Regions from separate parts of the Homo sapiens genome. Here region 2 is linked to region 1. A link is a loop called in an ENCODE intact Hi-C map of the cell type or tissue named here. Cell type or tissue: PC-9. All regions are shown on one strand. Links, peaks and the distances in the headings refer to the core of each region. The heading gives the core; the rest is flanking DNA. Region 1 overlaps DARS1 (aspartyl-tRNA synthetase 1). Region 2 overlaps MAP3K19 (mitogen-activated protein kinase kinase kinase 19).

What was found. Hi-C counts contacts between places; a loop is a spot of excess contacts. Peaks named below come from ENCODE experiments on the same cell type or tissue, not always from the same donor. Only the 100,000 strongest peaks of a DNase experiment are listed, where the experiment ranks them.
Region 2: a loop joins it to region 1, with 4 times the contacts of the local background. A loop is called at or near these places in 5 of 110 quality-filtered maps.

The regions. Positions count from the first base shown.
Region 1 is chr2:135,893,201-135,909,223 of GRCh38, reverse strand. DARS1 (aspartyl-tRNA synthetase 1) reads left to right here. Exons shown (of 16, transcript NM_001349.4): 16 at 1,817-3,343. The coding sequence ends at 1,908. It also overlaps the pseudogene MANEALP1. Among named protein-coding and RNA genes, the nearest start is that of MCM6, 25 kb to the right of the region's middle. RefSeq lists an enhancer at 9,828-10,327. In PC-9, for the core only: no CTCF peak of the experiment used is centred there; a DNase peak (open chromatin) is centred at 4,443; H3K27ac peaks cover 1,114 bases.
Region 2 is chr2:134,980,404-134,997,063 of GRCh38, reverse strand. MAP3K19 (mitogen-activated protein kinase kinase kinase 19) reads left to right here. Exons shown (of 13, transcript NM_025052.5): 9 at 5,484-5,527; 10 at 8,811-11,264; 11 at 13,239-13,388; 12 at 15,546-16,243. Among named protein-coding and RNA genes, the nearest start is that of MAP3K19, 59 kb to the left of the region's middle. In PC-9, for the core only: CTCF peaks have their summits at 7,678 and 7,877 (motif pointing left); no DNase peak of the experiment used is centred there; H3K27me3 peaks cover 2,428 bases.

The sequences.
Region 1 (16,023 bases), core at 1-8,000:
GGGGCTTGCTGCATCTGTCAACCCATCACCTAGGTATGAAGCCCTGCATGCATTGCTCTTTTTCCTAATGCTGTCCCCCACCCCACCCTCCCGACAGGCCCCAGTGTGTATTGTTCCCCTCCCTGTGTCCATGTGTTCTCATTGTTCAGCTCCCACTTATAAGTGAGAACATGTGGTGTTTGGTTTTCTGTTCCTGCATTAGTTTGCTGAGGATAATGGCTTCCAGCTTCATCCATGTCCCTGCAAAGGACATGATCTCACTCCTTTTTATGGCTGCATAGTATTCCGTGGTATATATGTACTACGTTTACTTTATCCAGTCTATCATTGATGGGCATTTGGGTTGATCCCATGTCTTTGCTATTGTGAATAGTGCTGCAATGAACATACACGTGCATGTATCTTTATTACTCAGAATCCACAAGGAACTTAAACAAATTTACAAGAAAAAAGCAAAACAAACAACCCCATTAAAAAGTGGGCAAAGGACATGAACAGACACTTCTCAAAAGAAGACATTTATGAGCCAACAAATATATGAAGAAAAGCTCAACATCACTGATCATTAGAGAAATGCAAATCAAAACCACAATGAGATACCATCTCACGCCAGTCAGAATGGCAATTGTTAAAAAGTCGAGAAACAACAGATGCTGACAAGGTTGCAGAGAAATAGGAATGCTTTTACACTGTTGGTGGGAATTTTAAATTAATTCAACCATTGTGGAAGACAGTATGGCGATTCCTCACAGATTGAGAACCAGAAATACCATTTGACCCCGCAGTCCCATTCCTTTGGATATAAACATGATTTTTTTTAAGAGTTATAGAGATGAATGGCAGTGATGATTGCACAATGCTGTGAGTGTATTTGGCACTACTAAACTGGACACTTAAAAATGGTTCAGATGGTAGATTTTTTATGTATTTTAACGCTGTTTTTTAAATTGGAGGAGGAAAAAGAATAGTGCGTATTCGCCTCCCTACAGGAAAGCATTGTTTCTAGTTTTCAGCTTAACCTTTGCAAAGATACCTTTTCATATACGAAAAGACACACACATTTCTTTAAATATTTTTACACAAATTGTAGCATACTATTATATATAAACCATTTAGTACTTTGCATTTTTTACTTAATGTATCATTTTTTTAATATGAGTCCGGATGGAGAAGAAATACTTTAATGTATCTTGTAACTTGTTTCCTATCAATACCTGAAGAGCTTTTTCATTCTTTTTACATCTCTACATAGAATCAATTGAAAGGAGAGACCATAATCTTGTTAACCACCTTCCAAAAATCAGTTTCTTCTTTACAGTCAAAACACTTAGTATAATAATGTACTCCAGAGCTTTTTATCGTAGGGTCCACCATGTTAAATGTCTATAAAATTAACAGTAAATTTTCTCATACTTCTATTATTGCTTAAGCAAGTTTATGGCTCTCATCCTCATTGCCTGGACTGTATAATCAGAGTGTGGTATCATTTGAAACGTTCAAGCTTATAAAGTCTTTTGTTTTGTTTTTCTTATTGTTACATCATAGATTTTGTTCATTCGTATAGATTTTTGTGGTTCACATTTTAGACTCCATACCACTCAAGGATATATTACTTAGTCCTTTTCATTTATAGCAGCATCTTTATTTCTGAATCAATACTCAAAACAGTTTTAAATAAACCCAAAATAATAAGAGTCATTTTCTTTCCTAACAAGGAAAAGTATTTAGTTTAACGATTACATTTATGTTTGTAGTTCTAAGTAAGACCCTGAGAGATTTTCAAAAAGGAATTAATGATTATTTTTGTCTTCCCCAGGATTGGAACGAGTTACTATGCTGTTTCTGGGATTGCATAATGTTCGTCAGACCTCCATGTTCCCTCGTGATCCCAAACGACTCACTCCTTAAATTCACACTTTGCCACTTAACTCCAGTGTGGATGACAGAGCGAGACCCTGCCTCAAAAAAAAAAAAAAAAAAAGAAAGCCACACTTATTCTTTTCAGTAACCTGCTAGTGCACAGGCTGTACTTTAGGTACTTAAAATATGCACTAGAATAAATTTGCAAGGCCCTAAAATATCACTGTTATTTTTGGAGTAATTCAGTATAGGTTCGTTTAAAAGAGATTTTTATAACTTCAGACATGCATCAGTAGGAAATAACTTGAGAAATTCATATGGTTATGTTACAAATTCATATTCTGTTACTACAGTAAACGTTAAGAGTTTTAAACAGTTAAGATTGTACAATTTTTCTTCTTTTCTATATTACAAGGGCCCCAGTGTTAATGTCTTAGATTTTCAGTATTTGAACTTATTTTTTTAAATTCTGTCATTGAGATAAGAATAATTCAGGTAGCATCTGAAATTTTAATGAATGTATAATTGGCATATCATGGAAAATTAACCAGAAAGTATCAGTTCTTAAAAGTTATGCCTAGAAATTATGTAAAGCTAAACTACTGGTTAGAAAGTATTCAGTGTAATATTGTATTAATTTGTTAAATTCTAAACTTGAATTTCAATAAAATTTTAAAGCTAATTGTAGTTTTTGTGTAACTTTGTGGCCAACTGATTTTGTAAGTGGTGCTAGGCATTCATAATTTGGTAAAAGAAAAAATACACAACTAGTTTATATAAATAAAGACTAATATGTTGTCAACATGTATTCATTTCAGGATATTAGTTTAGATGGGCGTAGGGATAGAGCTCTTAAAGTTGACAGCTTGGGTCGGTTGACAGAGTTCATTTCACATGGGTTAAAATATATTGCAGAATTTTGTTTGATTTTTAACTGGAATGGTACTGATACTTAGTGAATGTCAGTAAAATCCAGTCCCATCTTATCCGTCAAAAAGAAATTTTTGTGTAAGAATTAGTTAGAAACACTTTCCCTCTAGATTATTACAAATGTTGATGCTAATGTTAATTTTACATGACCACAAATATTGGGGAGGAACAAAACATAACATATTTTTGTACAGGAAGAAAAAATTACATGCAGAAAAATATGAGGGTCAAAAAGTTAGGAAGTTACCCCTGGACCACGAACATCTGCCCATTATGTTTGAAAGTTAAAGGGGGTGTTTACCATCTATATTGTACAGTCTTTGAAAGTTTAGATTCAGTTCTTATTTTTTTCTTTCATATCCTACCAGAATACCTTAAATATAGAAGGCACCCCAAAAGTATTTCATAATTTAATCCACAGCAAGAATAAAATATCCATCTTCTATAGTGTGTAATTGCTAGACCCTAAAATAGTACAATAATATTGGCCCTAGAGCTGTTCTTAATTTCATGTAATTATAGCTTGTTTCAAAATAAAGTTTGTAAAGTCTTAGAATGATGTAATCTTTTTTATTGTGAAGGTTTTCAAACATGCTGACCAAATTAGAACATGATAAAATACACTTGTACCTATTATCCAGTCTTATCAAATCTTTATCATATTTGCTTCAAATATTTTTTTTTATTTTTATGTATTTGTTTTGAGACCAGGTTATGAGACTGGCTAATTTTTGTATTTTGGTAGAGGTAAGATTTCTCCATGTTGCCCAGTCTGGTCTTGAACTTCTGGCCTCAAGCGATCCACCTGCCTTCACCTCCTAAAGTGCTGGGATTACAGGTGTGAGCCGCTGCACCTGACCTCTTATTTATTTATTTTTTTGAGACAAGTCTTGCTCTGTGGCCTAGGCTGGAGTGCAGTGGCATGATCTCAGCTCACTGCAACCTCCACCTCCCCGGTTCAAGCGATTCTCCTCAGCCTCCCAAGTAGGTGGGATTACAGGCTCCCACCACCATGCCCAGCCAATTTTTGTATTTTTAGTAGAGACGGGATTTCTCCATGTTGGCCAGGCTGATCTCAAACTCCTGACCTCAGGGGTGATCCGCCTGCCTGGGCATCCCAAAGTGCTGGGATTACAGGTGTGAGCCACTGTGCCTGGCCCTTACTTTATTTTTTAAAGAGAAAAGAAATCAAAAAAAAAAGAAATTGTGGGCAGTTAAGGTACCCTCTTATAGGAAACTATTATATGAATTCAAACTTTTATTCTTTTGTTTTTATATTTTCACTAAATATTTATGTTTCTATAAATGTCTAATATTGTTTTGCAGATTTATTTGATATGTAAATCCTGAGATTTTCATTGGAACTACCTTAAATTTATAGAATAATTTGAAAAGACTTGGAATTTCCCTCTCTTTAGTCTTCCAGTGGATGAACATGGTATATCTCTTCATTTATTGATTTTTTTAATTGTAGTAAAACATTTTTATTTTATACTTTAAAAGTGTTTTGCTTTTTGTGTGATGTTATTATTTATCCTATCAGCATTTTATTCTCAAGATTATCAAAGAATTTAGTACTGTTAATGCTGGAAGCAAATATCTTTCCATTTTAGCTCTATATCCTTGTGCTTTGCAGATCTGAAGATATTTCAGCTGAGTCAGAACAGCCTTGCCAAGGATCTGCTAATCATGTGATGAAGGGAGAAACTGGTGAGGTAGCTTAGTGTTTTTTTGTGGGCAGGATTTAATGAGTACTCTTGAAAACAAAATATTCAGTGTAACAAAATTTGAAAGATCTCACCCTGTTGCCCAGGCTGGAGTGCAGGGGCAGGATCTCAACTCACTGTATCCTCCACCTCCTGGGCTCAAGCAGTCTACCTCAGCCTCCTAAGGTAGCTGGGACTGCAGGCGCACACCACCACACCCAGCTAACTTTTGTATGTTTAGTAAAGACATGTAGTAGTTGTCATGTTGCCCAGGCTGGTCTTGAACTCCTGGGCTCAAGCAATCCACCTGCCTTGGCCCCCTAGAGTGCTGGGATTACAGGCATGAGCCACCACGCCCAGCTTGTGTATTTTTTCGGCTTCAGCCCGGAAATAAATGTTTCCCATGAATTCAATCATAATATAGACAGTACTTTGTTCACTGTAGTTTTACTTAACATTAGCATATTAAAACTGCTTTTAATTTTCCAGTTTATGTTAGAACACCTTACAGTGTTTTGTTTTGTTTTTTCTATTGGGAATGAAACCATGCCCCAAGGAGTTAAAAAAAAAAAAAAAGTTGAGTAACAAATTCTTGGGTGTGGAGGATAAACAGATAAGAAAAAACAACTTACTAACACTCCCCTCCCTTATAACAAAACTGTCTAAAATCAGTTAAAAGCAATATTGCTAACTAGAGTTTACACAGCAAGCTTGCTAATGTTACAGCCTAAAGTTTCACCACATATTTTATACTAACTACCTCCAAATTGGCACATGGGACCCATAAAGAGGTAACTACACATGCCGAAGAACTTTCCAGACCTCTTCCACCAATCACCTACTAATCCCAGAATCCGCCCCCTGAAGGATAAAATCACTGCCTTAACACCAGCACAGAGAGAGCAATTTGAGCTGCACTCCTGTCTCCTTGTAAGTCACTTGAAATAGAAAGCTTTTCTCAAAAACCCAGTGTCATTTTATTGGCTTAGAGCATTGGGCAGTGAGCCCCTTCTGCTTGGTAGCAGGATTGGGATCTTTTCCGTGACATTTTTAAATTGTTACAAGGGTAAAGAACACTATCAGTTATCAATTTTTTTTTCTTAGATGGCTAATTTTTTTGTATTTTTAGTAGAGACAGGGTTTCACCGTGTTAGCCAGGATGGTCTCGATCTCCTGACCTCGTGATCCGCCCGCCTCGGCCTCCCAAAGTGCTGGGATTACAGACGTGAGCCACCGCGCCTGGCCTCAGTTATCAATTTTTATATGTTGCCATTTTATGCAGCAGTATTCTTGATCTCTTACTCTTTCTAATAGTTTGTATTGAATATCTTGTATTTTCAAGGTAGATGGAGAGGTGTGAGAAGGGATAGCATAACAGTAAAAAGTATGGATTCTGTTAGCCACACTGCCTGGGTTCAGATTCTGGTTTTGCTCTTACATTAATGTATAACCTTGGATAACTTGCTTATCCTCAGCTTTCCTCATTTGCATAATCCTACATCATGAGACTATTATGGGAATTAAAAAGTGTAGAACACAGAATAGTGTGGGGCAAAATAAGAGTTTAGTCTTCCTGTCTCATTCTTATATTTGCCGATTGCATTAGATTAGTTCTTCAGTAGAGTGTTGAATAAAAGCAGTGATGGAGGCATGCTTGTATTGTTTTTATTTAAATACTAAAGTCTTGAGATTAAGTGTGATAATTTCTGTAGGTGGTTTTTGTTTTCGTTGTGTGTTTTTTTTTTTGTTTTGTTTTGTTTTTGAGACAGGGCCTTGCTCTCTTACCCAGGCTAGAGTGCAGTGGTGCAATCTCAGCTCACTGCAGTCTCGACCACCCAGGCTCAAGCAATCCTCCCACCTCAGCCTCCCAAGTAACTGGGACTACACGTGCATGTCACCACACCCAGCTAATTTTTTGTATTTTTTTGTAGAGACAAAAAAATGTATGTTGCTCAGTCTGGTCTCGAATTCCTGGACTCAAGAGATCCACCTGCCTCAGCCTCCCAAAATGCTGGGATATACAGGCATGAATCACTTCGCCTGGCCTTTAGATTTTTAATAAATGTCTTTTATCAGGTTAATGGAGATTTTATTAGTTCATTTTCTATTATGAATAAATTTTGAATTTGTCAAATACTTTATCAGTATTTGCTGTGATTTTTTCATGTTGTTTGGATACAGTGGGCTATAATAACAGAAATCCCTGATACTGTTTTTCTGGAATAAATACTGTTTGATCACTACATATTATTTTGTGTATGCAGCTGGGCATGGGCAACATAGCAAGACCTCATCTGTACAAAAAATAAAATTAGCCAGTATGGCGGCACATGCTTATAGTCCTAACTACTTGGGAGGCTGAGGCAGGAGGATGACTAGAGCTCAGGCATTCAAGGTACTGTGAGCTATGATTGTATCACCATACCCTAGCCTGGGTGACACAGTGAAAACCTGTCTCTAAAAATAAACATTTTTAAAATAAATTTTGTATATATACTGAATTCAATTTGATAATTTTATTTAAATTTTTTTCATTTTGTTCAGGTATACACAACAAAATTAATTTTAAGTGTACAGTTTTATGAATTTTGGTAATTGTATAGAGTCAATTAACCTTCACCATACTCAAGCTACAGAACATTTCCACTGCCCCAGAAAGTTTCATAGTGTATCTTTATAGTCAGTCCCCATTGCTAGCAACTCAAGGTCTGTTTTTGCCTTTTCTAGAATTTCATATAAACAGAACAATACAGTATGCAGTCTTTTGTATTTAACTTCTTCCATTAAGCATAATTTTTTGAGATCCATGTTGTTGCATATATTAATAATGTGTTTCTTTTTATTGAGTAGTATTCCGTAGAATAGATATACCATAATTTGTTTATCCATTCACCAGTTAATGGATATCTAGGTAGCTTCCAGTTTTTAATCTATAATGAATAATGCTGCTGTGAGCAATCATTTGCAAGTCTTTATATAGACATGTTTCTATTTCTTTTGGATAGATACCTAAGAGTATATTTTCTGGATTATGTAAGTGTACTGTCTTGGTCTGTACTACTATAACAAAATACCATAGATTGGGTAATTTTAAAAAACAGAAATTTATTTCTCATAGTTCTGGAGGCTGAGAAGTCCAAGATCAGGGTGCCAGCAGTGACTGGTGAGGGACCCAGTCCCTTCTTCGAAGATGGTGCCTTGTTGCTGCATCCTCTGGAGGGAATAAATGCTGTATCCTCACATGGCAGAAGGAACAGAAGGTCAAGAAAGGGTCTAAACTACTCTCCAGCCCCTTAATAAGGTGGATAATCCATTCGTGAGGGCACAGCCTCATGACTTAATCACTTCCCAAAAGGCCCCACCTCAATACCACCACAATGGGGATTAAGTTTCAACATGAATTTTGTTTTTTCCAACTTTTATTTTAGGTTCAGGGGGTACATATGCCAGTTTGCTACACGGGTAAATTGCATGTTGAGGAGGTTTTGGAGTAAAGATTATTTCACCACCCAGGTAATAAACATAGGTAGTTTTTTGTTTTGTTTTGTTTTTGTCTCTTTTTCTGGAGTAGGTGTTTGTAAGAAAATTACAGGTAGTTTTTCAATCCTCACCCTCCTCCCCCCCTTGACCCTCAAGTAGGCCCCGGTGTCTATTCCTCCTTCTTATGTTCATGTGTACTAAATGTTTAGCACCCACTTGTAAGTAAGAACATGCAGTATTTGGTTTTCTGTTCCTGCATTAATTTGCTTAGGATAATGGCCTCCAGCTCCATCATGTTGCTGCAAAGGACATTATCTCACTCTTTTCTATGGTTACATAGTATTCCGTGCTATAAGTGTACCACATTTTCTTTATCCAGTCCACTGTTGATGGCCATTTAGGTTGATTCCATGTCTTTACTATTGTGAATAGTGCTGTGATGAACATACATGCATATGTCTTTCGGGTAGAATGATTATATTCCTTGGGTATATACCCAGTAATGGGATTGTTAGGTTGAATGGGTAGTTCTGTTTTACGTTTTTTTGAGAAATTTCCAAATTGCTTTCCATAGTAGCTGAACTAATTTACATTCCCACCAGCAGTGTTTAAACACTTCCTTTCTCCACAACCTCACCAGCATCTGCTATTTTTTGGCTTCTTAATAATAGCTATCCTCACTGGTGTGAGATGGTACCTCACTGTGGTTTTTATTTGCATTTCTCTAATGATTGATATTGAGCATTTCTTCATATGCTTGTTGGCTGTGTGTCTTCTTTTGAGAAGCGTCTGTTCATGTCTTTTGCCTGTTGTTGTTTTTTTTTGTTTTGTTTTGTTTTGTTTGTATTTTTAGTATAGATGGGGTTTCACCACGTTGGCCAGGCTGGTCTCAAACTCCTGACCTCAAGTGATCTGCCCGCCTCAGCCTCCCAAAGTGCTGGGATTACAAGCGTGAGCCATCGTGCCTGGCCCTAACTGATATTTTTAAGTGAATGTATATATAATACATTACTATACAGATGGGTTAGATAAGAATATGTTTTTTAACATAGGCTCCTGTGATCCCTGGAAGTTTTTTTTTTTCTTTTTTTCTTCACTGTATATATTAGGATCTGGAAGTATTTAGACCATTAAAATAGCCTGGGTTTTGTTGTTGTTTTTTGTTTCTGGGCTACGGTTAGAGACTTCTAAGTGATACTGCCTTTGGCAATGTCTAACCATAAAGAAAATACAACATTCTCCTAATTTCTGTTTCAGTTCAGTTGGCTGGCACTTGAGGGTTTTTCTAGATTTTGAGTTGTATTTGCTACCTGCTGCGTCAGTTTCTCAAAAGTCGGGTAGACTCAGATTAATACAAACAGTTTTATTTTTCCACCTTCTGCCAAATGTCAACATCTGCACAAATGATTGGCTAACTCACTAGTCAAAGTAGTCCTTTGTTCACCACATGGTGTTGTAAATCAAAAAGTGACTGAGGCAGATCTCAGCTGATTAGAGGTTTATTTTGCCAAGGTTGAGGATGCGCCTGGGAAACAAAACACAAGTTACAGTTGGATCTGTGACCCATGCTTTCTACAGAGAAGGTTTGGGGAACTTCAGTATTTAAAGGGGAAAAAGCAAGCAGGAGGGGAAGGTAAAAAAAGGAGGGAGGGTAGGCAGTGAGGCAAGTGGATACGTTCTTGTGAGGCTTTGATTAGGGCTCAGTGAATCTGCATTTTACATGTGAAAATAAAGGAGTAGGGGGAAAGTCAATTATGCATTTGTCTCAGCTCAGTAAATCTGTATTTTGCATAAGATAAAATAAGCATGTGAAGTTACAGCCATCTGGGAACAAAAAAAGGTTTTTTGTGTGTGACTCAGTTCCCAAGTTTAACTTTTCCTTTGGCTTAGCGAGTTTGGGTTCCCAAGATTGTATTTTTCTTTCACAGTGTCTTAGATTTCCTCATCAGTACAGCAGAACCCACACCACCAGCCCCTGATGCTCTCTCTCCAGATGGGCTACATCTGCCATTTCTTCCCCTTGCTCAGCCGTAAAACGTTGTCCTTTTATCTTATCAGACCCGGGCAAACCTTCAACCCTCCTTTCCCCAGGCCTGCTTCTCTCTCCCAACACTTACAGGAATGAGTCTTCTCCTAAAACTGCTCAGGATCTTCCAAATACTCACCTGTCCATTCACTATATTGCAGGTTATTAAACCAGTGAAAAACGTGACCATCTTACTATCAAAACCACGTGGTTTTAGCGCCGTGGGAGGTGGGTGGGAGGGCAGCCACTCCTGGCTCGGGGCAGAGCCTGCGCATCCACTTGGACCTGCACACCTTCTACCACTCGTGGTACCAGAGCTTCAGCGTGAGGGCCACTGCATTCACTCGGACCCCAAGATCTCAGCCAGCTACCCCTACAGCCACCACAGCCCCCCAGACGACTTGGGCTCCAGCTTCTACACAGAGCTGGGGCCCTATGGCTCCTGGGACCCCAATGTCCTGGTCCCTTCCTGGTATACACCTGGCATGGCTGATGGTCACAGGGAACCCTCAGATGACCTGGTGCCTGCCATTCTGGACACCACCCATCAGTGCAGATCCAGATGACTGGATCCACATCTAACCCCACTTCCACATCCAACCCCACAAGGTCAGGATGACATCACTGTACATGACAACATCAAGTATATCATTGACGTGAATGGCTCCCATGGTGCATTTTATCCCTGTATAAGAACAGCATGGGCAAGAGCACCCCACTCTTTTATATCTATGACTCATACCTGACATCCCTTGAGGCCTGGACCCACCTCCTGACACCAAACAGCCCCCACTATGGGGTCTTCATAGCACTATTGGTGGAAGAGGGCCACACCTACGATGTCCTGGCCGCAGGGTTTGAAGGCATGTCCACCTACTTTGTCTCCAATGGATTCTCCTGGGGCTCCTCCCATCAGAAGTGGAAAGCTGTGAAGAACTTTTATGATGCCAACAACCTCATGTTCATTCCCAGCATGGGGCCTGGCTGCATAGACACTAGCATCCGGCCCTGGAACGACCACAATAGGGAGAAGAGGGTCAATGGCAAGGACTATGACAGGGCCTTGCAGGCGGCCGCGATGGTGACGCCCAAGATCAGCTCCATCACCTCCTTCAATGAGTGGCCCGAGGGCACCCAGATGGAGAAGACCACTCCCAAGAAGACACCCCCGCCTGTATTTGGACTACCTGCCTCCTCAGCACAGCCTGTACTTGGAGCTGACCCGCTGCTGGGCGAGCACTTCATCAAAGAGAAGGTGCAGTGGCTCAGGTGAGGGGCCTGTAAACAGGGGTGTGACGTGCTAATGCCCTTGTCTCTCCGGAAGAAGTCACCACATGGGGCTCAGCTGAGGTTGGAGGCACTCACTCCTTCCCATGTTGGCAGCTGAGTGCTTCTGGGTGGGCCCTCAGATAACCCAATTATCTGGAAATCATCCTGAGCACTCTCAGGTTCGTTGAACACTTGCTCCTCAAGCAACTTCCTATGTGCCAGGTGCCAGGGAAAGCTTGACCAAGGAGCAGTCCCTGTCCTGAAGCTTACAGGACCCAAGCTTTCCTTATCCGGTGCAGCCTTGTAGCTAGTGCCTGGGCACAGGTGTTTTTCTTTTTGCAGTTTTGCCTGGTGCTAGGAGTTCAGTTCTTTTTGCTCCAAAAAACACCTCTAAGTGGCTGGGCGCAGTGGCTCACACCTGTAATCCCAGCACTTTGGGAGGCTGAGGTGGGTGGATCAGGAGTTTGAGACCAGCCTGGCCAACATGGCGAAACCCCGTCTCTACTAAAAATACAAAAATTAGCCAGGCATGGTGGCAAGCACCTGTAATCCCAGCTACTCAGGAGGCTGAGGCAGGAGAATAGCTTGAACCTGGGAGGCAGAGGTTGCAGTGAGCCAAGATCATGCCATTGCACTCCAGATTGGGCGACAAGAGCAAGATTCTGTCTCAAAAAAAAAACCAAACCCAAGCCTCTGTGCTCCAGAGCCTACTTTTTCCCAGGTGCATATTTAGCTCCAGGGAGAGGACTAGGAGGACACCCCCCCTCCCTTTAGCTGCCTGAACTGAATGAGGCCCACTCACTAAAGCCACGTCCAGTGCTCCTGTGATTTGTGGTAATTAAATATGAACCGGTAATTTCGAAAAACACACACACACACACACACACACACACATGGTTTCACACCTAATTTTTCTCTAAAATTTGTTACTTTGTCTCTTTAACTAGGTTTTTTTGTTTTGTTTTGTTTTTTGGGGTCTTTTTTGAGACAGCATCTCACTCTGTTGCTCAGGCTAGAGTACAGTGGTGCCATCTTGGCTTACTGCAGCCTCTGCCTCCTGGGTTCAAGCAATTCTCTCGCCTCAGCCACCTGAGTAGCTGGGATTACAAGTGTGCACCACCATCCCCAGCTAATTTTTGTGTTTTTAGTAGAGATGGGGTTTCACCATGTTGGCCAGGCTGGTCTCGAACTCCTGACCTCAAGTGATCCACCCGCCTTGGCCTTCCAAAGTGCTGGGATTACAGGTGTGGAGCCCCCGTGCCCGGCCTCTTTTACTAGGTTTTAAACAATTTGGTGTAGCAGCGTGGAATCAGAAAACTTCAGGTTCAAATTCTGACCTGACACTAGGTGTGTAATTCTGAGCACAGAATTCACATCTGTAGAGTGGAGTTAACGATGCTTACCTTGAAAGATCATGAGGATTAAATGAGACCCATAAGTGAAGACTCTTCTACAGCTCCTGACATATAAAATATATTCACTAAACAGGTATTGTTGTTAATGCTACGGGTAGGGACCACATTTTAAACTTTTTTTTTTTTATTTTTCATACAGGGTCTCTCTCTGTCACCCAGGCTGGAGGGCAGTGGCAATCATGTCTCACTGCAGCTCGACCTCCTGGGCTCAAGTGATCTTCCCACCTCAGCTCCCAAGGAGCTAGGACTACAGGCACACGCTATCACACCCAGCTAATTTTTTATTTGTTGTAGAGAGGGAGTTTCACTATGTTGCCCAGGCTGGTCTCAAACTCCTGAGCTCAAGCAATCTACCTGCCTCAGCCTCTCAAAGTGCTGGAATTACAGGTGTGAGCCACCGTGTCCTGACCACATTTAAACTTTTTGTAGTCCCATATTCATAGCATAATGATGAGTATATGGCATGTGCCTGATATTACAAATTGATTGCTTGGTTTTGGGAGTTCAGAGATAAAGCTGGTAATAATAAACCAAACGTAAAATGTATTTATACTAGAAGTTTTATTTTTACATGCACATCTGACAGTTTATTATGTACATTTATGTCTGATAGTGTGTGTGAATATATTTAGTTGAGAGATGAAAATATGACCCATAGGCCTTTCTTAAAAATGAGCTAAGACACTTTGCAAAATCTTACCACTTTTTCTCTATAGTCTTTCTTCAAATCATTATGCATTAGCTTAATTAAAATGAGCTGGCAGACTCATAATTGCTACCCAGAATGTTAAACTGGTAGCTGCCACTATTTCTCATGGATAAAGATATCATACTCCTAGAGCAAGAAAATTCTCTGCTTTCAATGTCAGTAATATTGAAGGAACTCTTTTTTTTTTTTTTTTTTTTTTTTTTGAGGTGGAGTCTCACTCGGTTGCCCAGGCTGGAGTGCAGTGACAGGATCTTGGCTCACTGCAACCTCCGCCTCCCAGGTTCAAGCGATTCTCCTGCCTCAGCCTCCCGAGTAGCTGGGATTACAGGTGCCCACTACCACGCCCAACTGATTTTTGTATTTTTAATAGAGATGGGGTTTCACCATGTTGGCCAGGCTGGTCTCGAACTCCTGACCTTAAGTGATCCGCAAACCTCAGCTTCCCAAAATGCTGGGATTACAGGCGTGAGCCATTGCGCCCGGCTAGGAACTCTTCAAATACCTTTTTAAAACCTTATTCTTTAAAAATATTCAGCTTCCCTGGTGATCATGAATTGAAACAACAGTGAGGTGACAAACTGGCAATGAAAATAAAATATGCTTATTGTTCACCACAGGGTGGAGAATTGGGAGCTTTGAGGTGCTGTTGGTGGAGTATAAACATACATAATTTCAGGCAGGCAGTTTAGCTGTGTGTATCAAAATGTGAATATGCATATCCTTTAACCCAGTAATGCCTCTCTCTTAGAATTTAGCCCTAACTGGGTGGGGTGTCTGGCACCTGTGATCCCAGCTACTATGGAGGACTGAGGCAAGAGGATCGCTTGAGCCCAGGAGTTAAAATTAAAGGCTGCAGTGAGCTATGAGTGCACCACTGCATTCCAGCCTCAGTGTCTCAGTGACACAGCGAGACCCCATCTCTTAAAAAATAAAATAAAAAAAAAAAACGTATCCTAAGAATACAGGTGCACAAAACAAGATGTGTTTAAAGATATCTATTGTAGCATTGTTTATACCAGAGAAAGAAATGCAAACAACCTAAATGTCCATTAGTAGAGGATTAAATAATGCTATATCCATATTGTAGAATGTTAATCAGCCATTGAAAAGCACAGTACAAGAAGTCCTCACTTTGCATAATTATGTGGGACTCTAAAAATGACCATGCAAAGCAACGTTAATATTCAAAGGGTAAAATATGATTGTCCTATGATCTTTAAAAATTTTTGTCAAATGTTAAAAATTCCCTTACTGTTGGTTATAAGAATATAGAGAAATGAAAAAAATAGTGGCCAGGCACGGTGGCTCACGCCTGTAATCCCAGCACTTCGGGAGGCCAAGGCGGGCAGATCACGAGGTCAGGAGATCAAGACCATCCTGGCTAACACGGTGAAACCCCGTCTCTACTAAAAAATACAAAAAAATTAGCCGGGCGTGGTGGTGGGCACCTGTAGTCCCAGCTACTTGGGAGGCTGAGGCAGGAGAATGGTATGCACCCGGGAAGCAGAGCTTGCAGTGAGCCTAGATCATGCCACTGCACTCCAGCCTGGGTGACAGAGCGAGACTCCGTCTCAATAAAAAAGAAAAAAAGAAAAAATAGTGAAACTAATATTTATTTAGTGTACTATAATTTAAAACATTAGAAACATTGAAAATTAAAATGGTTTATGCCTTTGTAAAAAAAAATTATGAAGAGTAGTTTGAACAATGCTTCGCTTCTTGTGGTGTAACTTTCACTATAGAATGACTGTTTTTTTAAGAGACAGAGTCTCCCTATGTTGCTCAGGCTGGTCTTGAACTCCAGAGCTCAACCAATCCTTCTCCCTCGGCCTCCCGAATAGCTGCAACTACAGGCACGCACTGCTGCACCCAGCTTGGGGTGACCATTTCTTCTATGCTTTGGTGAATCGTCATACTCCATCCTACATTCAGATCAGCTTCCAATATTTTATCTGTTGTGCTTTCAAAACCATGAAATCTCTTCAAAATATTTTAATGTGAAGTTTTTTTGCTATTGTCACTTCCTCTAGGAAATCTTCATCCTTTCCATCACAACCTCTTTCCTCATTTATGGTATATACCTGGAGTTTCTCAAAGGTGGCAGTGTCGACACTCCCATGGTCAGCTCTTTCTTCTGCAATGTCATTTATGTTTGATGCAAATTTCACTTCCGGAGTTAACATATTTTGTTCCTTTGCTGCACTGTCATCTTTGTTGACTAATGCCCTCTTTTGAATATCTATTTTTAAAAATATCACATGGATTCATCAGTGAGAGTCATGGAGGCAACACAACTACACACTTTGCTGTCTGTGCATGAACTGAATAACATGTACAGTGACTGATCACCAATAGATTTTGAAAGAAATGACACAGCTGATCACTGATTATGACACACATCTGTTATTTATGGAGTAATTTCTGACCTGAAGAGGTGACAGTGTATTTTATGCAATTACTCACAATTAATATACCACAGTAACTGAAATTTGAACCATGTTGAGGGACTGATGTAATTTAACTTGACAGTGGTAACTGAAAATAATATATATCAGAACCACCCAAAGCAAGGACTACCTATATGTGTGTTCATTGTCATTGAAAGCTCTTCCTGTGAGCTGGACTTTC
Region 2 (16,660 bases), core at 3,090-11,089, 920 kb after region 1:
TTTGTTGGTTTGTTTGAGACACATTCCGGCTGTGTTGCCCAGGCTGGAGTGCAGTGGCGTGATCTTGGCTCACTGCAACCTCTGCCTCCTGGGCTCAAGCGATCCTCCCACCTCAGCCTCTTGGGTAGCTGGGACTACAGGTGCATGCCACCACGCCTGGCTAGTTTTGTTTGTTTGTTTGTTTGTTTTTTGGTACAGATGGGGTTTCACCATGTTGCCCAGGCTGTTACTGAACTCTTGGGCTAAAGTGATCCTCCCATCTTGGCCTCCCAAAGTGCTGGAATTACAGGCATGAGCCACCGTGTTCAGCTTCAACAGCCTCTTTCAGCCTCATATCTTGCCACTCTTCCTTCGCAGCATGATAAACTTTAGCACACTAAATGCCCTCTATTCCCTAAACATGCATGTGAATATTTGCACCTACTGTTCTTTCTGCTGGAGCATTATGCCATCCTTCAGGTTTTGTCTTAGAAACCCCTTCCTCTGGGAAGTCTTCCTGAACTTCCCAAGACTGGATGAGTTGCCCTTTCTTTGTTCCGCTATAGGATCCTGACCTTACCTACAACATAGCACTAATCAAGCATAATTGTCACTATTTGTTTACGTGTTCATCTTCGCCGGATTACAAAAGCAAGAATAATTCAACCTCCAAGCATTTGGCATCATACCTGGCACATAGCCATTACAAATGCACTTTTAATTAATAATAACAATAATCAGGTCCAGGGCAGCACTTTGGGAGGCCAAGATGGGCGGATCACTTGAAGTCTCAAAAAAAAAAAAAAAAAAAAAGAAATAAGAAGTACTAGCTGTGCACAGGCACACGCCTGTAACCCCAGCACTTTGGGAGGCTGAGGCAGGAGCACTGCTTGAGGCCAGGAGTTTGAGACCAGCCTGGGCAACATAGGCAGACTCCACCTCTAAAAAAAGTACATATATAAAAATAAATTTTAAAAATTAGGTGGCTGTGGTGGTGCACACCTATAGGCTCAGCTACTCGGGAGGCTGAGGTGGGAGGATTGCTTGATTCCAGGAGGCCAAGGCTGCAGTGGATGATGATTAGTCCATTGCACTCCAGCCTGGGTGACAGACCTCATCTCTTAAAAAAAAAAGTACAGCTAGTACAAGACTTTCTTCTAGTGTGTACTTTCATATTGCTAAATATCATGTTTAGAATGGTATTTATTAATTGTTCAGTTTGGGCTTCATCTATTAAGATTTATTACTTTTACATTACTTGCCTCACACACAAGCAATGCCCAATTTTCCCAATCTTTGTGTCTATTTTTTTAAAATCAATATTCAATGTCTCTGTTATTATGACTAGGTAAAATATTATTTGCAGCTGAGCTCCATAGTGTGTTGATTACATTTCCTCTCCTTTTAGACATTGTATTTATCTCAGCATTAGTAATAACCACTTCATTTCTTCATTTGCTTACTTTTTGTATATCTGTTACTAATTCATCCCATCCTGTGTATTGCACCTATAAAACAAATCTCAATACAGGTGATTAGATATCAGGCAATCTGTTGGTTCCTTTTGTTTTTGGAGACATTGCTCCTGGACCCTCCTGGCCTCTAATTTTACTCCACACCACCTGCTCTCTGGATCCACTGCCCAGCCGCCCATCTGAGATTCCCTTCGTGTCATCCTGGGAATTCCCTTGCCTCCTTGCTGTGTTGAATCCTTGTGTACTGGATATGTGGCTTAATCTTCCTTTCCTTACTTTTTTTTTTTTTTTTTGAGACAGAGTCTGACTCTGTCACCCATGCTTGGAGTGCAATGGCGCGATCTCAGCTCCCTGCAGCCTCCGTCTTCTGGGCTGAAGCCATTCTCCCTCTTCAGCCTCCTGAGTAGCTGGGACTACAGGCATGCACCACCAGGCCTAGCTACTTTAAAAAAATTTCTTTGGTAGCGATGGGGTCTTACTATATTGCCCAGGCTGGTCTTGAACTCTTGGGCTCAAGTGATTTACCCACCTCAGCTTCCCAAAGTGTTGGGATTACAGGCTTGAGCCACCTTGCCTGGCTTCCTTGCTTTACTTAATCCTCTTTTACTAGGGCATATTTCCCAGCAGCTTCTTGAGAAAGGGTACACGGAGAATATGAAAGATAGAGTTGTTTGTTGTCTCTAATTCTTCTGAGCTCTTTTCTTTCTTTCAGTTTGATCTGTTCTCTGTATGTTCATATTGGAGCATTTCCTCACATATCAGTTGAATCACATATCCTCACATATCAGTTGAATTTGTATCTAAAAGAGTTTCACTAAAAAGTTCTGTATGTTTGAGTGAGCTTGTTGAATGGGCCTCAAAGGAGCTGAATAGGTGGAGAACTGGACGATTGATAGAGGGATTCCCAAGTGTCAGCTTGTATAGATCAATGGACCTTTTCTCTCAGCTAGTTTTCCCCAGAGAGATAATCCAAACACCTGCCTGTAGGTTATGAGACTGGAGGCAACATTCTTGGCACTGAATGGGGTTCATATTTCAGTGTGTAGACTCTTCTTTGTCCTCATATTTTCACTCCAGCTCCCCATTTCTGCTCCCAGCCATACCCAGCTCCTTAGCATCTTTGTTTCAAGCCCTCCAGGGAGTAAACTTCCAGCCAACTGCCAGGAAAGGAGAAGAGTAACTCCTCATAGGGGACAGGGCAGGGAATCCAGTACTTATTCCAGCACAGACTTATGAGCACCCTCTCGTTTCAGTCTTGCCTGCATCCCTGTCTTCAGAGGTACCTTCAGTTCCCATTCCTTTCTGAAATTCTTATTTCTGGTTGGGCTGTCCCCTTGCAAGCATTGGGCAGAACACAGAAAGCTGACAACTCAATCAGTTATTATTCGTCCATATAGTTTTCTCTGTCCAAAATGTTGATATTGCTCATCTGTTGTTTTATCATTTGGGTGTTTTTATTTTTTGTCCTTATTTACATGTTTTTTAATTCTTTTACTGTGATTTTAGTGTGATTTGTGGAGGGATTGGAGAAAAGCTTGTACATTCAATCTGCCATTTTTAATTGGAACTCTGTACTTATTTTATTTTATTTACTTTTTTGGAGATAGGGTCTCGCTCTGTTGCCCATGCTGGAGTGCAGTGGTGCAAACATGGCTCGCTGCAGCCTCAATATTCCAGGCTTAAGTGATCCTCCACCACAGCCTCCTGAGTAGCTGGGAGTACAGGTGCATGGCACCACACCTGGCTACTTTTAACATTTTTTGTAGAGATGGGGTCTCGCTATGTTGCTCAGAGTGGTCTCTACACATTTTTAAAAGGCTTTGACACATGTTACCAAATTACCTACCAGAAAGATCTTGCCTCTACATTCCCACCAAAAGTCTTTACCCCACATAATTCCTGACCAATACTGGATAATACATATTCAAATATTTATAAGAATACTTGAAAGCGTTTTTTTAAAAAATTCAGGATGCTATCCATTATGTACCCAACTATAAATTATATTCAGTTGTATTTCTAGATTAACTTCTAACATCTTTTCAATAGAAAACCTCAACCTCTAGAATGCAACCTCTGGGAGCAAAGAGCAAAGATCTGTCTTTCCTGCCCACAACTATAAATTGCCATCTTCTGGGACAGTGTTGGCCACTCAGCAGGCACTCAGTAAATAATTGTTGAGTAAATGCATTAAGAATGAAGGGGAGGTGCCATGGCCAGCTGTGTCCAAGGGGAATGCCTGTGCCCCCTCCTGTTGCCTGTTGGGGTCCTCTTCTTAGGTGACTTGTTTTTCACCTGGGATTGGCTTTTCTACTGTGTTAAATCTTAGAAGTCTTTTTCTCTCCGTGTGAAACTTCAGAATGACAGCCTGAGGCTGAAATGGACCTACAGACATTTGTTTGACCCTCACAACATTGAAAAACAAGGGAGGAGAGGCCAGGCCCAGTGGCTCACACCTGGAATCCCAGAACTTTGGGAAGCCAAGAAGGGAGGATTGTTTGAGCCTAGGAGTTTGAGACCAGCCTGGGCAATACAGTAAGACCCTGTCTATACAAAAAATTAAAAATATAAAAATTTTAAATAAATAAGCAAGGGTGGGGGAAGGAGATTTCACATAAAACCTGCAGCTTGGGTTGGGCGCGGTGGCTCACACCTGTAATCCCAGCACTTTGGGAGGCCGAGGCCGGTGGATCACGAGGTCAAGTGTTCGAGACCAGCCTAGCCAACATAGTGAAACCCCGTGTCTACTAAAAAATAAAAAATACACAAAAAATTAGCCGGGCATGATGGCAGGTGCCTGTAATCCCAGCTTCTCGGGAGGCTGAGGCAGGAGAATTGCTTGAACCCAGGAGGTGGAGGTTGCAGCGAGCTGAGATCATGCCACTATACTCCAGCCTGGGCGACAGAGCGAGACCCTGTCTCAAAAAAAAAAAATCTGCAGCTCTCTGGCTTCTTTTGGAAGATGTAGCAGGGCTGGACTATCTATCTGGGTTGGATAACATCACTGCGAGCTGGGTAATGATGCCCCTTTAGTTGGGCATATGATCTCGATTTACTGCTGTGTCTTCCTGTCCCACATCATCCATTTCTGTGAACTGTTTTGACCCTGGAGACACTGGAGCTTTTGGCTTCAGCTTTAGAAAGTCCAAACTATGCAGAAGTGGTGGTGGTGGTGGTTCATGGGGTTTTGGGGATCATTCTGACTTTTTGGTAAGAAGAGAACAACTTGTAAGTTTTATACTACCTAGTAAGTCCCATCTCGTTCCCTAGGTGAGTCTTCCTCACACTCACCTTTCAGAGTTTATGGTCGATCTAGTTTAAACAACTGTTGGGAGACACTTATACAAGAATATTTTCACATTTCTGCACAGTTCAGGCTTTCTAAGCAAAAAACACTAGGAAACTAAGTTAAAAGATGACTGAATGTCAGAAACGCCTCCGAAGTTAGTGTATTGCTCCAGAGAAATTTAGAGGCTGATTTTCCCAAAAGCTGTTTGCTTATATTCTAGGGTAATAAAACATAGAGTCATCTTTCTCCTGGAGGCATTTGCTTACAATTCATAGTAAAGTGCTCTCTCCTTCTCTGGAGGGAAAGATGGGCTAAAGTGCCACCACCCAATATACCACCTGAGTCTCATCATTCCAGAGCTCCCTCCTGTGATGCAGCTCTGCCAGCTGTGCAGGTCAACACCCGGCTCTCATCACGTTGCCCTGTGAGGAACTGGGTTGTGGGGAACTGGCATTACAATGTTCTGTGAGTGATAAATGGTCTGCTCTCTGGTCCAGAGATCTCAGGTTTTCTGTCAGAATAGAGATATAAATATAAAACAGCAACCCCTGCTAGTGGCAGCAGCCTGAAGTTTTGTGTGATGATTCCACCTCTGTGTGAATTCCACAGGGGAAACCTCCAATTTCTACAACTTTTCCTCAGACCCCTTAGCATCTGTATTACTCCATCCCCAGACTCTGGCTTGAGACTGTTTTCTTTCTACTACTAAGAATATCCAGTTATTGTTTTTCTTGTTGTAGAGTTTTCGACCTCTCATATGAAGTACAGTGGCCGAAGCATCAAGGTAAGATTAGTGCTAGCATTTTTGACTTGAGAATTAAAACCAAACAACTCTATTCACTAATTTAGAACCAAATCCTCAGCAATTACACTTGACCCTTCAACAATGCAGGGGGTAGGGTCACTGATGTCCCCAACACAGTCAAAAATCCACACATAAGCTTTGATTCCCCCAAAACTTAGCTACTAATAGCCTACCGGTTGTTTTGTTTTGTTTTGTTTTGTTTTGTTTTGTTTTTTGAGACAGAGTCTCACTCTGTCACCCAGGCTAGAGTGCAGTGGTGCAATCTCGGCTCACTGCAAGCTCCGCCTCCCGGGTTCACGCCATTCTCCTGCCTCAGCCTCCCGAGTAGCTGGGACTACACGCACCCGCCACCACGCCCGGCTAATTTTTTGTATTTTTAGTAGAGACGGGGTTTCTCCATGTTAGCCAGGATGGTCTCGATCTCCTGACCTCGTGATCCGCCCGCCTCGGCCTCCCAAAGTGCTGGGTGTTCTGTTTTGTTTTGTTTAGAGACAGGGTCTCGCTATGTTGGCCACGTTGGTCTTGAACTCCTGGCCTCAAGCAATACTCCCCCTTAGCCTCCCAAAGTGCTAGGGTTACAGATGTTAGCCACCGCACATGGCTGCAGTAGCCTACTGTTGACCAGAGCCTTATAGATAACATAAACAGTTGATTAACACACACATTTTGTGTTATATGTATTATATGCTGTATTCTTACAATAAAGCCAAGAAAATAAAATGTTATTAAGAAAATCATAAGGGGCCAGGTGTGGTGGCTCACGCCTTAATCCCAGCACTTTGGGAGGCCAAGGCGGGTGGTTCACGAGGATAAGAGATCGAAACCATCCTGGCCAACATGGTGAAACTCCGTCTCTACTAAAATACAAAACATTAGCTGGGCATGGTGGCGGGTGCCTGTAGTCCCAGCTACTCGGGAGGCTGAGGCAGGAGAATTGCTTGAACCTGGAAGGTGGAGGTTGCAGTGACCCGACATCATGCCACCGGACTCCAGCCTGGCAACAGAGCAAGACTCCGTCTCAAAAATAAAACAAACAAACAAACAAAAAAAAAAAACAAAAAAAGAAAATCATAAGGAAGAGAAAATATATTTACTCTTCATTAAGTGGAAGTGGATCACCATAAAGGTCTTCATCCTCACTGTCTTCATGTTGAATAGGCTGAGGACGAGGAGGAACAGGAGGGCTTGGTCGTGCTGTCACAGAGGTAGCAGAGGAGGAAGAAAATCCACATATAGGTGGACTTGCGTAGTTTGAAGCCCTGTTGTTCAAGGGTCAACTGTATTTCTTGGAAAAACAACAACTCACATATAGTTCCTAGAGTAGCAAATCGTTCCTGGGAAAATTATGCCTTGCCATGTGCAGTGCTTTTCTGGAGTGTTTCTGTTCTTTACATAATGAGCTGAGTAGCTCCCTTAGACATTTTTTTTTTTTTGAGACAGAGTCTCACTCTGTTGCCCAGGCTGGAGTGCAGTTGGCACAATCTCGGCTCACTGCAACCACCACCTCCTGGGTTCAAGCGTTTCTCCTGCCTCAGCCTCCTGAGTAGCTGGGATTACAGGCACCTGCCACCACACCCAGCTAATTTTTGTATTTTTAGTAGAGATGGGGTTTCACCATGTTGGTCAGGTGGGTCTTGAACTCCTGACCTTGAGTGATCCGATTGCCTCGGCCTCCCAAAGTGCTGGGATTACAGGTGTGAGCCACCACACCTGGCCAGACATATTTTAATTTGTCTTTTTTCAACCTATTTAGAAATTAGGCAATTCTTTTCTTTCCCCCAGTGGTGGAAAGATTTTCCTAGCTGTCTAATTTATAAGTTTTTGGAAAGATATTTGCAATTCTTAGTTTCTCAACTACCTGACCCTTCTTTTCCTATGAGCCTTTGAGAAATACTTATGCATAGGTACTGCTTAGCATTGTAAAAGGAGTTTATTGACCTAAAAAATTGTAATGGCTGTTACTAGGCAGATGGTTAAGCACTGGATGAATCTGCCTTTATGTCCTAAGTCATTTTTGAGAAATGAGGAAAATCATCTAGACAGTAAAACTGGGGTCTACACTACATCTCATCTACTTTTAATGCCTAAGTTTCTAGAGTCAGGTTCCATTTCCTTCCTTCTTACACACAGGTGGCAATAGAATGAAAATTAAACATACATTTCTCAATTACTACCCATGACCCATGCCTATAAATATTGTGATATAAATAGGTATTGAATCTGTATACACAGGAAAAGACCACAATGAAAAGAAGCATAAAGTTAAGGAGTTTATAGCTTACTGCCCGCAAAGTTTAATATTATACATTGGGTTACACTGACCTCTACAGGATGATAATAAAAACTAGCTTAGTTTGAAACTAGAGGAGGGCAAAGGAGAAAGGAAAAACTAGCTTAGTTTGAAACTAGAGGGCAAAGGAGAAAGGAAAGCCATCCATTTGCCTGTCATCCACAAAAATGAAATTTTGTACATTTCATTCACAAACTAATTCAGCAAAACGATGGTGAGTAGTTGTGTTTCGGATATGAATTCTGAGTTAGTCAATAACTGGTAATTTTTGAGGTATTTTAACAGCAATTTTAAACTGTTTTCAGTGGGATTTCAAAAATCTTAAATCAATTCTATGGAAAGTAAAAAGAAAAAAGAAGAGAAATAAAATGCTTCTTATCTTAAATTTTTACCATTTACATTATAGGGCCTTCATTTAAAAATATATAACCATGAATATTTACATCTATAATAATCCTGGTTTTAAAACGTGTTGTTTTAAATTGGTTCTAAAAAAAATATTGGGAATGAGGTTTTAATTTTAAAAATTGTGATCTTTCCAGGCATAGTGGCTCATGCCTGTAATTCCAGCATTTTGGGAGGCAGAAGTGGGAGGATTGCTTGAGGCCAGGAGTTTGAGACCAGCCTGGGCAACATAGAGAGACCTTGTCTCTACTAAAATTTAAACATTAGCCGAGCATAGTGGCACATGCCTGCAGTCCCAGCTACTTGGGAGGCTGAGGTGGGAGGATCGCTTGAGCCCAGGAAGTCAAGGCTGCAATGAGCTGTGATTATGCCACTGCACCCCAGCCTGGGTGACAGAGCGAGATCTTGTCTCAAGAAGAAAAAAAAGAATTGTGATTTCCAGGATAGCTTTGAACTTTAAAAGCCTTCCTTAAGAGGATATTATAATCTCTTTAGACTACTTTAAACGAGTTAGCGTGATATTTATATATGTTTCTGCATTCACAGCTTTTTCTGTCTTCCTTTTAGTTCCTTCTGCCACCACTGTCACTCTTGCCCACGCGATCTGGTGTCCTTACTATCCCCCAAAATCACAAGTTTCCAAAAGAAAAAGAAAGAAACATTCCAAGTCTCACATCTTTTGTGCCTAAGCTCTCAGTGTCTGTTCGTCAATCTGATGAGCTCAGCCCATCAAACGAGCCTCCGGGAGCCCTAGTTAAGTCGTTGATGGATCCGACTCTCAGGTCTTCTGATGGCTTCATTTGGTCAAGAAACATGTGCTCTTTTCCTAAGACTAACCATCACAGGCAATGCCTGGAGAAGGAGGAAAACTGGAAATCCAAGGAAATAGAAGAATGTAACAAAATTGAAATCACTCACTTTGAAAAAGGGCAGTCTTTGGTGTCTTTTGAGAATTTGAAGGAAGGCAATATTCCTGCAGTTAGGGAAGAGGATATTGACTGCCATGGTAGTAAAACGCGAAAACCTGAAGAAGAGAACTCTCAATATCTTTCATCAAGAAAGAATGAGAGTTCAGTAGCCAAAAACTATGAACAAGATCCAGAAATAGTATGTACCATTCCAAGCAAGTTCCAAGAAACCCAGCATTCAGAAATAACTCCAAGCCAGGATGAAGAGATGAGAAATAATAAAGCTGCTTCAAAAAGAGTTTCATTACATAAAAATGAAGCAATGGAACCAAACAATATTTTAGAAGAGTGTACTGTACTTAAAAGCTTATCCAGTGTAGTCTTTGATGACCCCATTGATAAACTCCCAGAAGGTTGTAGCAGCATGGAGACAAACATAAAAATATCAATAGCAGAAAGAGCCAAACCAGAAATGAGTAGGATGGTGCCTCTTATCCACATCACCTTCCCTGTGGATGGAAGCCCCAAGGAACCAGTGATAGCCAAACCAAGCCTCCAAACAAGAAAGGGAACCATTCATAACAACCATAGTGTCAACATACCTGTACACCAAGAAAATGACAAGCATAAGATGAATTCCCATAGGAGTAAGTTGGATTCAAAGACCAAGACAAGTAAGAAGACACCTCAGAATTTTGTGATTTCTACTGAAGGTCCCATTAAGCCTACCATGCATAAAACCAGCATAAAAACACAAATTTTCCCGGCTTTGGGACTTGTGGACCCCAGGCCTTGGCAATTGCCCAGGTTTCAAAAGAAAATGCCACAGATAGCAAAGAAGCAATCAACTCACCGGACTCAGAAACCTAAAAAGCAATCATTTCCTTGCATCTGTAAAAATCCAGGAACACAGAAGTCATGTGTTCCTCTCTCTGTTCAACCGACAGAGCCAAGACTAAATTACCTAGATCTTAAGTATAGTGATATGTTCAAAGAAATCAATTCAACTGCTAATGGACCTGGAATCTATGAAATGTTTGGGACCCCTGTTTATTGTCATGTGCGAGAGACTGAAAGGGATGAAAACACGTATTACCGTGAGATATGTTCGGCTCCATCAGGCAGACGTATCACCAATAAATGTCGATCTTCACACAGTGAGAGGAAGAGCAATATCAGAACAAGACTTTCTCAGAAAAAAACACATATGAAATGCCCAAAGACTTCATTTGGCATTAAACAAGAGCACAAAGTCTTAATTTCTAAAGAAAAGAGTTCCAAGGCTGTACATAGCAACCTACATGACATTGAAAATGGTGATGGTATTTCAGAACCAGACTGGCAGATAAAGTCTTCAGGAAATGAGTTTCTATCTTCCAAAGATGAAATTCATCCCATGAACTTGGCTCAGACACCTGAGCAGTCCATGAAACAGAATGAATTCCCTCCTGTCTCAGATTTATCCATTGTTGAAGAAGTTTCTATGGAAGAGTCTACTGGTGATAGAGACATTTCTAACAATCAAATACTCACCACAAGCCTCAGAGATCTGCAAGAACTTGAAGAGCTACATCACCAGATCCCATTTATCCCTTCAGAAGACAGCTGGGCAGTGCCCAGTGAGAAGAATTCTAACAAGTATGTACAGCAAGAAAAGCAGAATACAGCATCTCTTAGTAAAGTAAATGCCAGCCGAATTTTAACTAATGATCTAGAGTTTGATAGTGTTTCAGATCACTCTAAAACACTTACAAATTTCTCTTTCCAAGCAAAACAAGAAAGTGCATCTTCCCAGACATATCAATATTGGGTACATTATTTGGATCATGATAGTTTAGCAAATAAGTCAATCACATATCAAATGTTTGGAAAAACCTTAAGTGGCACAAATTCAATTTCCCAAGAAATTATGGACTCTGTAAATAATGAAGAATTGACAGATGAACTATTAGGTTGTCTAGCTGCAGAATTATTAGCTCTTGATGAGAAAGATAACAACTCTTGCCAAAAAATGGCAAATGAAACAGATCCTGAAAACCTAAATCTTGTCCTCAGATGGAGAGGAAGTACCCCAAAAGAAATGGGCAGAGAGACAACAAAAGTCAAAATACAGGTTGGTATAATTAGAATCCAAGATTCATTGGGGTGGGAAGGACCTCAGAGACAATCTGGTTCAAACCCCTTATTTTCAAATGAGGAATTATAAACCCTAAACAATTAAATAGTTTTTTCAAGGTCTCACTGTTTGATCACAAGGTTGGAAATCAGGTCCTCTGACCCCCAGGCTAAGATGTTTTCATTATATTGACTCCCTTCTGGAATTTAGCTAGCTTGACATTGCAATGAAATCAGTTTGGTTAAATTAATTTAGCAAAACCATTCAAATAGGTCAGTATTTTATTCAATGATGACATTTTCAATCAACAGCATATCATTTCCAACTATCAGCAGATACATAATTATAGGCAAGACATTGCTCTAGGTATGTGAGATAGAAAGAAATGAACATGGCTCCAGAAGTGGCTCACCATTTTGTTCATAGGAAGACATGAAATGTACATTTCTCAGAGCCCCTACACCTGAGCATTTGCTCTCAGATGATTCACTACTTTAATGCAAAATTATTATTGATGCCTACTGTGCTTCTGGCAGTGGGCCAAGAACTAGGAGCATAGTGCTGTACAAGACTCGGCCATTGCTCTCATGGAAGTGTAAGCAAAAATCCTGAAATAAGATTTTTAAAAATTTTGTTTGGCATGAGAGTTGGCATGGAGTGGGGAAGAAGATCAACACATAGTCGGGTTTTCTTTGTTATCGTTTTCACTAAAGTACACAAGCCTCCCAAACTGAAATTTTAAAGACAGAAACAGTAGGTAAACTGAAATATTATTTATTGAACACTAACTCAGGTCATACTGCACTATATCCACACTATATCAGGATCAGGAATAATTTTTTTTTGAGATGGAGTCTTGCTCTATTGCCCAGGCTGGAGCGCAGTGCTGCGATCTCGGCTTGCTGCAAACTCCACCTCCTGGGTTAAAGCGATTCTCCTGCCTCAGCCTCCCAAGTAGCTGGGATTACAGGCACTCACCACCACGCCTGGATAATTTTTGTATTTTTAGTAGAGACGGGATTTCACCATCTTGGCCAGGCTGGTCTTGGAACTCCTGACCTCGCGATCCACCTTCCTCGGCCTCCCAAAGTGCTGGGATTACAGGCGTGAGCCACGGCGCCCAGCCAGGAATAATTATTTTAAATAATTATTGGTCAGAAGAACATACAAGGTAAATAATTATCCCATAGCTTCCTGGACTGTTTGCTAGAGATACTAGTCTGACTTACTGCAAGTCTGGCTTGTGGATGGTAAACTGGCTTCCTGTTTTGGTTACTGTAGATAATGGGTTGATTTCCTGGGTTGGTTGCTGCACATTGTAGGTCAGAGTTCTATTTTTATATATGATCTGGCCATTGTTGGTTTGTATATTATCTCTCAGTACATATGTGTATGTATATATATGATATATATGTGTGCATGATATATATTTATGTTTATGTGTGTGTACATTTGTGTGAACACATATGTGAATATGTGTGTATGAGTTTGTGTGTCTCTATGTGTGTGTCCAGCTCTGTGTATGTTTCTCTTTCTGAACTTGTCTGTGTTTAGGAGCAAGCTGACCACGATAATGGGAATTTTGAGGAGAGAGTTGAGGTTAGGGGGCTGAGGAGATGGCACACACTAACATATTCTGTCATGATAGGGACCTTGTGAAAGATAATTCTCAAAAGACAGTGGTTAGTAGCTGCAGGCCTATGTGGGGCCTGAGATGAACAGGACTAAGATCTCCTCCTATAAAATATGCAGAGCAAGATGTGGTTTTAAAATGTGTATAATTAACAAGGCTGAAGTTCACAACTAAGATACACTATGTGGTCATTTGGGGGAATGATGTGTCTCTAGAAGTTACCTGTAAGAGTGGCCACAGACAGGAACATTTGAAAAGAAGACTTTACTCTCACCCCTTTCTCTCCATCCCAGTGACTTGGTTTAATGGTCATCTTTCCTTTTGTCTCATTCTTCCAGAGGCATAGTAGTGGGCTCAGGATATATGACAGGGAGGAGAAATTTCTCATCTCAAATGAAAAGAAGATATTTTCTGAAAATAGTTTAAAGTCTGAAGAACCTATCCTATGGACCAAGGGTGAGATTCTTGGAAAGGGAGCCTACGGCACAGTAAGTTAAACTGGAAACTTGAAATCAGCACTCCCCACCCCCCCACAGTCCCTCCCTCCACCCCTCCCACTCCCCCAGTCATCCTCCCTGCTTCCTCTGGCAAGCACTCTTTTACTTAGAACTCTTTCAGTTGGAAGTAACAGAAAATCCAACCACTGAGGGAAAGGACAGTTACTGCTTTATCCGACTGAAAGGTCTGGAATAGGTCTGGCTCTGGGTCCAGGAGGCTTCAGGGATCAGACAATGTCATCAGGATCTGGTCTCTCTCTCTCTTTGCCTGGCTTTTTCTCAGGCACATATAGTGACTCAATGGCCACTGCATTTCTAACCTCTCATCCTCCCAGGTTCAAGTCCAATGGGAAAGAAATATCTTCCTTCAACAGCTGAATATGTTACTGGAAGTTTGGAGAATCATTACTAGATGGCAAAAACAAAAGATGTTCCTTCCATTTTGTGAACTGCATAAGAGATCTTGGGGGGTGGGCGATGAAGAGAGGTGGGTACAAACATACAGTCAGATAGAAGAAATAAGTTCTAGTGTTTGATAACACAGTAGGGTGACTATAGTTAACAACAATATATTGTGTATTTCCAATTAGCTAGAAGATTGAAATGCCCCCAACACAAAGAAAATGACAAATGTTTGAGGTGATGGATGTCCTAAACACACTGTCTTGATCATTACACATTCTATGCATGTATTAATATATCAGATGTGCCTCTTAAATATGTACAAACATTATATATCTAAACCCTAGCACTTTAGATAGTTATTTACATAGACGAGTAAAGAAAAGGCTGGCCCCCAAATAAGACTTGTGCTGTCTCCAGATGGGGACATTTCAGAAATCAGTGAGAAGACAGGAAGACACAAAACCACTGAGATTACATCACAATGGTGATTTCCAGGGCCTGTCTCCTTCTCACTCCAGAGAGCTTGGGAGCTGAACCAGCTCTATTTTACATATTATCAGGAGCTTTTCCAAACCACCATCTCATGTAGTCATCATAGAAATCTGGGAGGCAGGCCAGGTGTGGTGGCTTTCACCTGTAATCCCAGAACTTTGGGAGGCCGAGGCGGGTGGATCACTTGAGGTCAGGAGTTCGAGACTAGACTGGCCATATGGTAAAACCCCGTCTCTACTAAAAATACAAAAATTAGCCAGGTGTGGTGGCACAGACCTGTAATCCCAGCTACTCAGGAGGCTGAGGCATGAGAATTGCTTGAACCCCGGGGCAGAGGTTGCAGTGAGCCCAGATCACACCACTGCACTCCAGCCTGGGCGACAGAGCGAGACCCTGTCTCCAAAAAAAAAAAAAAAAGAAAAAAATCTGTGAGGCAGCCTGGGCAACATAGAGAGACCTCGTCTCCACAAAAATACTTTAAAAATTAGCCTAGTGTGGTGGTACATGCCTGTAGTCCCAGCTACTCAGGACACTGAGGCAGGAGGATCGCTTGAGCCCAGGAATTTGAGGCTGCAGTGAGATATGATCAGGGCCACTGCACTCCAGCCTGGGTGACAGAGAGAGACTCTGTCTCCAAAAAAAAAAAAAAAAAAAAAGAAAGAAAAAGGTAGCACGGTGGCTCTACAAAAAGTACACACACACAATTAGCCAGGTGTGGTGGCACACACCTGTGATCCTAGCTACGAGCTGCTCAGGAGGCTGAGGTAGGAGGATTGCTTGAACCCAGGAGGTTGAGCCTGCAATGAGCTGTGATTGTGCCAATGCACTCCAGCCTGGGCAACAGAGTGAGACCCTGTCTAAAAACAAACAAAAAAAAAAAAAAAAAAAAGAAAAGAAATCTCTGAGGCAAGTATTGTTACCTCAGTTTTACAGATGAGAAAAACTGAAGTCAAAAGATTACACATTTATCCCAAGTTATATAGCTGGGGAAAGATGAAGCCAGGATTCTAGCCAATTCAAGCCACTTGACTTTAAGCCAATATGACATCCATCCACCATGTTTCTCATACCCATCTTGGCTCCACTGAAACACTGAATTTGCTTAAACACTTTGCATTTAGGAAGGGAGGTATCAACTTAGAGAAAGACAAGGGTTTAGAAAGAGAAGGGAAAGTCAAGTGTCACCTGAGGCATTTTGTGAATAAGTTATGTCATTAATTTAATAACAAGGTATTATTGATTTGCTTCTAGGTATACTGTGGTCTCACTAGTCAAGGACAGCTAATAGCTGTAAAACAGGTGGCTTTGGATACCTCTAATAAATTAGCTGCTGAAAAGGAATACCGGAAACTACAGGAAGAAGTAGATTTGCTCAAAGCACTGAAACATGTCAACATTGTGGCCTATTTGGGGACATGCTTGCAAGAGAACACTGTGAGCATTTTCATGGAGTTTGTTCCTGGTGGCTCAATCTCTAGTATTATAAACCGTTTTGGGCCATTGCCTGAGATGGTGTTCTGTAAATATACGAAACAAATACTTCAAGGTGTTGCTTATCTCCATGAGAACTGTGTGGTACATCGCGATATCAAAGGAAATAATGTTATGCTCATGCCAACTGGAATAATAAAGCTGATTGACTTTGGCTGTGCCAGGCGTTTGGCCTGGGCAGGTTTAAATGGCACCCACAGTGACATGCTTAAGTCCATGCATGGGACTCCATATTGGATGGCCCCAGAAGTCATCAATGAGTCTGGCTATGGACGGAAATCAGATATCTGGAGCATTGGTTGTACTGTGTTTGAGATGGCTACAGGGAAGCCTCCACTGGCTTCCATGGACAGGATGGCCGCCATGTTTTACATCGGAGCACACCGAGGGCTGATGCCTCCTTTACCAGACCACTTCTCAGAAAATGCAGCAGACTTTGTGCGCATGTGCCTGACCAGGTAAGAAACTGAAAGCAAGAGGAGGAAGATAAATGCCCGGAGATTCCAAGTGGCAGACATTTCCCTTTCAATTTATGGCCCATTAAAAGCTCTGTTTTGGTTATGAAGTCAAGTAGACAGTGATTTTGTGCCGAAAGTAATCATAATCAGTCATATTGGGTAATTGTGTTCATTGTTGTATCAGGGTATAGGAGGCAATGCTTCAAGTAGAAAGTGCCTCAATTAAATGTCTTATCAAGTTCTGTCAATACTTGCCCAAATCAATGGGTTTGCAAAATTTGTTAAAGATCTACTTATTTACCAATGAGACATCTTCCTAGGAACTGGCTAGGGTGAAATGACATCATCTTGCATTTAAAGTGAGGGGAAACATTTTGAGCCAAAGAAACAAATTGGAGATTTCAAGCGTCAAGTGGG